Linked DNA regions of Homo sapiens: all the other regions are linked to region 3. Evidence: chromatin loops called from intact Hi-C (ENCODE). Cell type or tissue: OCI-LY7. All regions are shown on one strand.

Region 1 (2,500 bases), 78 kb after region 3:
CTGGGACTACAGGTGTGTGCCACCATTCTTAGCTAATTTTTGTATTTTTAGTAGAGACGGGATTTCGCCATGTTGGCCAGGCTGATCTCGAACTCCTGGCCTTGAGTGATCCACTCGCCTCGGCCTCCCAAAGTGCTGGGATTACAGGTATGAGCCACCACACCCGGCCCAGGCTAGAGATATAAATTGAGGGTTGTATTAGTTTCTTTTGGTTGCTATAATTATCACAAACTGAGTGGCTTTGAACAACAGCCACTTATTGTTCTGGAGGCTATTGTCTTCCAGTTCTGGAGGACAGAAGCCCAAAATTACAGTGCTAGCAGGGTCATGTTCCCTCTGAAAGGTTCTAGGGAAGAATCCTCCTTTGCCTCTTTCTAGCTGCTGGTGCTCAGAATCCTTGGTGTTTCTTGGCTTAGAGCAGCATAACTCCAATTTCTGCCCCCATCTCCATGTGGCTGCCTTTATCTGTGTCTCTGTGTTTCCTCTTATAAGGACACCAGTCATTAGATCAGGGCTGACTCTAATTCAATATGACCTCATGGTAAAATTTTTTTAATTTTAATTTTAATTTTTATTTATTTATTTATTTATTTTGAGACGGAGTCTCACTCTGTTACCCAAGCTGGAGTGCAATGGCACGATCTTGGCTCACTGCAACCTCCGCCTCCTGGGTTCAAGTGATTCTCCTGCCTCAACCTCCTGAGTAGCTGGGATTACAGGCGCCTGCCACAACGCCCAGCTAATTTTTGTATTTTTAGTAGAGACGGGGTTTCACCATGTTGGTCAGGCTGGTCTCAAACTCCTGACCTCATGATCCACCCACCTCGGCCTCCCAAAGTGCTGGGATTACAGGCGTGAGCCACCATGCCCAGCGACCGCACGGTAAAATTTGATCACATCTGCAAAGACCGTGTTTCCAAATAAGATTCCATTCACAGGTACTGGGGGTTAGGAGTTCAACATATCTTTCGAGGGGGGGACAGAACTCTATCCACCGCAAGGGCCATCAGTGTGTAGGTGATATTTACAGCCAAGAGACTGCTTGGCACCAACTGGGAGAGGATGGAGTAAGAACAGAGAGGACCAAGGGCTGAGACTTGGGGCTCTCCAACATCTGGGATCTAGGAAAAGGAAAAGGAAGAGGATGCAGCAAAGGAAACGGGAGGAACAGCAAGTGTGAGAGGAGGAAAGCCAGGAGGATGTGGGATCTAGAGGAAAGCTCTTCAAAAGGGGTTCCCGACTGTGTCTGTCCAGGAGCTGTTTGTTACTGCTCCACAAGGAAACACCTTATAGAAACTGAGACCAGGTGTTCTGCAACTTTTACAGCAACCTGACGCTGCCAGATCACCCAAGCGTGTACTTCTTTTTCTTTTTTTGAGTCAAGGTCTCCCTCTGTCGCCCAGGCTGGAGTGCAGTGGCACCATCACAGCTCACTGTAGCCTCGACCTCCTGGGCTCAAGGGATCCACCTACCTCAGCCTCTCAAATAGCTGGGACTACAGGTACATGCCACCATACTTGGCTAATTTTTTTTTTTTTTGAGACGGAATCTTGGTCTGTTGCCCAGACTGGAGTACAGTGGCACGATCTCAACTCACTGCAACCTCCGCCTCCTGGGTTCAAGTGATTCTCCTGCCTCAGCCTCCTGAGTAGCTGGGACTACAGGTGCGTGGCACCACGCCCGGCTAATTTTTGTATTTTTAGTAGAGACAGGATTTCGCCATGTTGGTCAGGCTGGTCTCAAACTCCTGACCTCAGGTGATCCACCCGCTTCAGCCTCCCAAAGTGCTGGGATTACAGGCGTGAGCCAGGTGCCCAGCTGAAAATCCAATTTTAAAATAGCAAGTTCAGGCTGGGTGCGGTGGCTCCTGCCTGTAACCCCAGCACTTTGGGAGGCTGAGGCAGGAGGCTCACTCTAGCCCAGGAGTTTGAGACCAGCCGGATCAACATAGTAAGAGTCTGTCTCTACACCGCCCCGCCCCCAAAAAAGAAAAAGATTAGCAGATTAGCAGATTAGCAGGGTATGGTGGCCCGTTCCTGTGGTTTCTGCTACTTGGGAGGCTGAGGAGAGAGGATCACTTGGGCCAGGGTGGTTGAGGCTGCAATGATGACACAGGAAGATCCTATTAAAAAAAAAACTCATCGGGCACGGTAGCTCAAGCCTGTAATCCCAGCACTTTGGGAGGCTGAGGCGGGCGGATCACGAGATCAGGAGATTGAGACCATCCTGGCCAACATGGTGAAGCCCCATCTCTACTAAAAATACAAAAAAAAAAATTAGCCGGGCGTGGTGGCGGGCGCCTGTAATTCCAGCTACTTGGGAGACTGAGGCAGGAGAATTGTTTGAACCTGGGAGGCGGAGGTTGCAGTGAGCCGAGATCGTACCATTGCACTCCAGCCTGGGGGATAGAGCAAGACTCTGTCTCCCAAAAAAACAAAAACAAAAACAAAACCCAAAACAAACCAACCAACCAACCAAACAAACAAAAAAACAACCAAAA
Region 2 (2,500 bases), 120 kb after region 3:
AGCCTGGCCAACATGGAGAAACCCTGTCTCTACTTAAAACACAAAAATTAGCCAGGCATGATGGCAGGAGCCTGTAATCCCATCTACTCGGGAGGCTGAGGCAGGAGAATTGCTCGAATCAGGGAGTTGGAGGTTGCAGTGAGCTGAGATCATGCCACTGCACTCCAGCCTGGAGACAGAGCAAGACTCCATCTCAAAAAAAAAAAAAAAAAAAAAGATTGCGAAAGCGCCTGCCAGCACCTAAGCAATCAATAAGGGTTATTGGGTTGTGGTTTCTGCCTGGGGACTTTAGAAACCGGGCAGGTGGAGGTCAAAGGCCAGCCCCGCCAGCTCCGCATGGTCTTCTCCACCTTTGGGGCCATCTCAAGTTCTAGATTCCATGAACCTTGCCCTTGAAATCGTCTGGGAATGGAATTATTGCTAATCCCAAAAAGGCTGACACATCACTCCCTGGCAGGGTTCAACCGGGTGGCAACATGGTTTGTGTGGCTGCCCCTGTTTTCCCTCAGAATTCGGATTTTAAAACTTTCAAAATATGAGATTTTTATTTTATATATATATATTTTTTATTATTATTTTTTTTTCGAGTGCGATGGCACAATCTCAGCTCACTGCAACCTCCCAGGCTGGAGTGCAGTGGCGCGATCTCGATCTCGGCTCACTGCAACCTCCGCCTCCTGGGTTCAAGCGATTCTCCTGCCTCAGCTTCCCAAATAGCTGGGACTACAGGTGCGCGCCACCACACCCAGCTAATTTTTTATTTTTAGTAGAGATGGGGTTTCACCATGTTGGACAGGCTGGTCTCGAACTCCCGACCTCAGGTGATCCACCCGCCTCGGCCTCCCAAAGTGCTGGGATTACAGGAGTCAGCCACCGCGCACGGCCGAGATTTAAAAAATTATACGGATGACACCAGATCCTCAGAGCCGGAGCTCTGGGTGCCTCAGCCCCGACAGCGCGTCCGCTCCAGGACCCTGTGGACGATGCTGCCCCCTAGTGGCCGCGGGGCACAAGGCCCACCGGACCACGTTGCTCCATGGAGGGGCTCGAACTGGAGAGCTCCGTCTCTAACCCGCCGCCTCCTTCCGTGCCCTCTGCCGACGCCCTTCCGATTCCTGCAGCCCCTCTGCAGTCCTCCACCTTTTTCTTTCTTTCCTTTTGAGACAGGGTCTCACCTTTGTCACCCAGGCTGGAGTGCAGTGGCATGATCATAGCTCACTGCAGCCTGGAACTCCTGGACTCAAGAGATCCTCCTGCCTCAGCCTCCAGAGTAGCCAGCTCTACAGGCATGCGTTACCAAACTCGGCTAATTTATTTTTATTTTTGTAGAGATGGAGTCTCACTATGTTGCCAGGCTGGTCTTGAACTCCTGGGCCCAAGCCATCTTCCTACCTCAGCCTCCCGAAGTGCTGGAATTACAGGCATGAGCCACCAAGCCCAGCCAATCCTCCGCTTCTATTTAGGTGCTGTGGATAATGTGGCCCAGCAGGGGGCTGGCTGCCATGAAACTGGCCGGGGATTTGGGGGTCTTTATATCCACATGGATGCATCTTTAGGATGAGTTCTATTCTTTGCACATTTTGCTCTAGAGCAATTTTAAAAACCAATCAGCCACAATTTTTTTTTTTTTTGAGATGGAGTTTCACTCTTGTTGTCCAGGCTGGAGTGCAGTGTCACGATCTCAGCTCACTGCAACCTCTGCCTCCCAGGTTAAGTGATTCTCCTGCCTCAGCCACCCGAGTAGCTGGGATTACAGGCACGCACCACCATACCTGGCTAATTTTTTGTATATTTAGTAGAGATGGGGTTTCACCATGTTGGCCAGGCTGGTCTCGAACTCCTGACCTCAGGTGATCCTCCCGCCTTGGCCTCCCAAAGTGCTGGGATTACCGGCGTGAGCCACCGTGCCTGGCCATCAGCCACACTTTTTGAGCAGCCAGGGCTGTGTGGCTGGTACAAAGGTCTTAAGGTTGAAAGGGGCTTGGCTCTTTTTAAAAACTGAGGGCAGGGAAGGTGGGGGTGTGTGTGGGGACTGAGCAGAATGAAGGAGCCGTGGGAAGGAGGAGCACAGGAAAGACTGGTGAGGGGCCACTATCTATCGTCAGGATTTAGGATTTTACAATAAGAGCCCTAGAAAGCTTTGAAGGATGGGGAGGGACTTTGCACTTGAGAAGAATTCCTTTGGGTTGTTGGAGAAGGGATTGTGGGGGCCCTGGAGTCTGGCTGGGAGCCAGAGAGGAGGCCCCGGGGGCTGTACAGGCAGGGATGGGGGTGTTGCCTGTGGACTTGGAGTGAAGGATTCCAGAGGCCCTTTAGAGGTAGCCTGGGTTGGCTAGAGAAGGAAGGATCGCGGATGCTCCTCAGGCTGGTGCAGCCCAGCGGGGAGGATGGAGCCAGAACTCACTGAGATAGGAACAGACTGGGGCAGGATCACTGGTTCTGTTGGACAAGTGGAGTCTGTGATGTTGAGTAGAGTCTGTGATGTTGAGTAGATGGTCTG
Region 3 (2,500 bases):
GACACTGGTCAGAGAACAGGGACACATGGGGAGCCACATAAGTCATGCGGGCTGATATGGAGGCCCACAGCAGCGATTCAGGGGTCCTGGTCCGGGAACTCCTTGAGGAGCCAACCCCTCGGAGCTGAGGACTTGTGGCAGCCAGACATGGTCCAGGGCCAGGGGTGGGACACAGGGACCTGTTGAGGGAGAAGGTCCAGCGTCAGCCCAGGGTACGGAGTTGGCTGGGGGTCCCCGGAGTCATCTTAGCCCTCAGGAAGTCCTGGGGAAAGGTGGCGGTGCTGCCAGGCTGGATTCTTTTGCTCGACTTGGAATTGGCTGGTGGGTCCTGGCAGAGCCGGTCACCCTGAGCCTGAGGAGCTGGTTTGAGGGGTTGGGGCAAAGCCGTGGGGGCGGAGGGGTGTGTGGGGCTCTGGGGTGTGGTCACCACCTTCTTTAGAACTTGGGAACTGCCTGGAGACAGACAGAGAGACAGACCGGGAGAGCTAGTCCTACTCCTTATGGGAACAGTGTGGCTCTCTCCCCCACCATTCCCGAGGCCCCAAAGTTTCTCTCCCCGGAGCTGGGCTGGCACCGTGCTGTGCACGCTTAGGTTTGAGGAAGGGTGATGGCCGCTGGGGAGGATTTAGAATGTGCTGCTTGGGCGGTGGCAGTGGCAGGGATGGAGGGCCTTCTGACTTCTCTTCGTCCCCCATCGATTCATCCAGGCTGGCATTTCCCTGGGCTCAGGCCATCCGGTGGGACTCCCAAGGCTTCCTGAGCACGAGCAATTTCCAGCGTTCCTGGGTGTGCCCGAGGGAGTGTGGGGGGCACGTGGGTGGGCCACAAGAGGATTCCGAAGGAATGAAGCCCCTTTTCCTCCCTGCTGGCCTCAGTTCCCACCAGGGCTGTGGCTGAGCTGTCGCTGGCAGTCTTAGGTAGGTCACTGATAGCATTGCAGGTGTCGTCCCACTGTGGCTTTAGGTCCTTGTGACCACCATGTCACAGCTTGTCTCTGAGTGAGATGTGTGTCATTGCCTGTGAGAGAGTATCCCACTGGTTGTGAATGAAGGTCTTCCCCTTGTGGCGTGCCTGGATGTGTCACCTCTGCCTGCGTTGTCATCGGGCTTGGAGGCAGAGGATGGCAGTGGCATTCTGCTCTGGTGGTGGAGGTTTCCTGCGGGCCCGTAGGGGTTGTAGGTAAGGACTGAAGTGAGTTTCTCGGTCCTGGACATGTCCGCACGCGCAGTTTGTGTCCAGAAGCCTTTGGGAGGTTGAGGACAGCCTTGGGGGTGCAGGCCCCAGCTGAGCAGGCTAAGCAAGGCACTGCACACGGCCTGTCAGGGAGGGGCATCCTGCCCGGTCCCCCGGGGGCTGGAGCGGAGGTTCTGGGGGAAGGGGAAGTGCCTGGAGCTGATCCCGTCTACAGCTACGTGTCCTGGCGGGGCTCGGGGGTAGCTCTTCAGCGACAGAGCCGGAGCGGCCTGGCCCCACGCCCCTGCAGTAGCGTGGTCCGACCGCTGGGGGGAGAGCAAGCAGCGCCCTCCCCAGATCCCGGCCTTGGGTGGGGCAGACAGGCAGCTTCCAAACTGTAATCTACCCCACAGGGCAAGACCAAGCGTTCTGCTCCACCCCCTCTCCTATAGGACGCCACCCTCAGAGTTGGTGTCTTAATCCCAGTGGTTCTGGGTAAAGGCCCACTCTTCCCTGCTTCTGTGTCCAGGTGTGGGGACTCCCCACTGGATCATAGGCTGTCCCCAGCCCCCTTTCACAAGGATTGCAGAGTCCCTCCTGGCCAGGGAGGGAAGAGGGAATCTCCCTCGCTGCTGGAAGTGAGAGCTTGGAGCTTCAGGGCTTCCAAGCTCACTGTAGCATGGGATGGGGCTGTGCGTGGCTGGGGTAGAGAGAGATGGAGAAAGGCGTCACAGCAGAGTCAGAAAGCAACCAGCTGGCTGAGGTTGGGGTGTAAGGGCTGCCCTGGAAGTCAGCATGATGTGAGGGGCCAGGGGAAGGGGGTGATGGGGAGGGGAGGGCTGGAATGACAAGGATGGAAAAACTTCCTCCTGGTGGGAGTTGTGGCTGGGCTGGCGCCTCCCTCTCCTAAGGGCAGGGAGCAGGGAGGAGGCCAGGCAGGTGCACACACACAAGGGGAGGTGCAGGCTCAAGGGACACAGGTGCCAGGTAAACAGGCATAGGGACCTGCAGGACAACTGTCTATTGTGAGCCGGTGAAGGCTGGCTGGGGCTGCAGGCTGCCCTGGGCTGTGTAGAGTGGAGAATGGGGCTGAGGGTCTCCGTGTACTAATGGTGTGTATGTGTGTGTGTGTGCTTGTGTGCCTTTCTTTGAAGGTGCCCAAGTTGCATGTGTTTTGCAACATGTTCATCTAATTCTTCCTGGTAATTCCACCTCCCTAACCTGCCCCTCCTCCCTGCACACTGCCCAGAATCAGCTAGGTGGGTTTGTAAAAGTTGTTAATGCCAGCTTAGACTCTGAGATGTCTGCGCACTTCTGCTCCGGTTAG

The links. Hi-C counts contacts between places; a loop is a spot of excess contacts. Peaks named below come from ENCODE experiments on the same cell type or tissue, not always from the same donor. Only the 100,000 strongest peaks of a DNase experiment are listed, where the experiment ranks them.
Region 1: a loop joins it to region 3, with 8 times the contacts of the local background. A loop is called at or near these places in 2 of 110 quality-filtered maps.
Region 2: it touches region 3 in a loop (9-fold over the local background); 103 of 110 quality-filtered maps call a loop at or near these places.

What each region holds. Positions count from the first base shown.
Region 1 is chr11:62,463,707-62,466,206 of GRCh38, reverse strand. It overlaps a transcript of AHNAK not described here. Among named protein-coding and RNA genes, the nearest start is that of SCGB1A1, 46 kb to the right of the region's middle. In OCI-LY7, a CTCF peak has its summit at 1,411; a DNase peak (open chromatin) is centred at 1,326.
Region 2 is chr11:62,423,392-62,425,891 of GRCh38, reverse strand. All of the region lies in intron 1 of LOC102723765 (a long non-coding RNA gene), which reads left to right. Among named protein-coding and RNA genes, the nearest start is that of SCGB1A1, 5.6 kb to the right of the region's middle. RefSeq lists enhancers at 1,081-1,150, 1,191-1,280. In OCI-LY7, a CTCF peak has its summit at 1,004 (motif pointing left); a DNase peak (open chromatin) is centred at 991.
Region 3 is chr11:62,541,941-62,544,440 of GRCh38, reverse strand. The region is part of intron 1 of AHNAK (AHNAK nucleoprotein); the gene reads left to right. Among named protein-coding and RNA genes, the nearest start is that of AHNAK, 3.6 kb to the left of the region's middle. RefSeq lists an enhancer at 1,632-1,761. In OCI-LY7, CTCF peaks have their summits at 1,287 and 1,491; a DNase peak (open chromatin) is centred at 1,510; H3K27ac peaks cover 280 bases.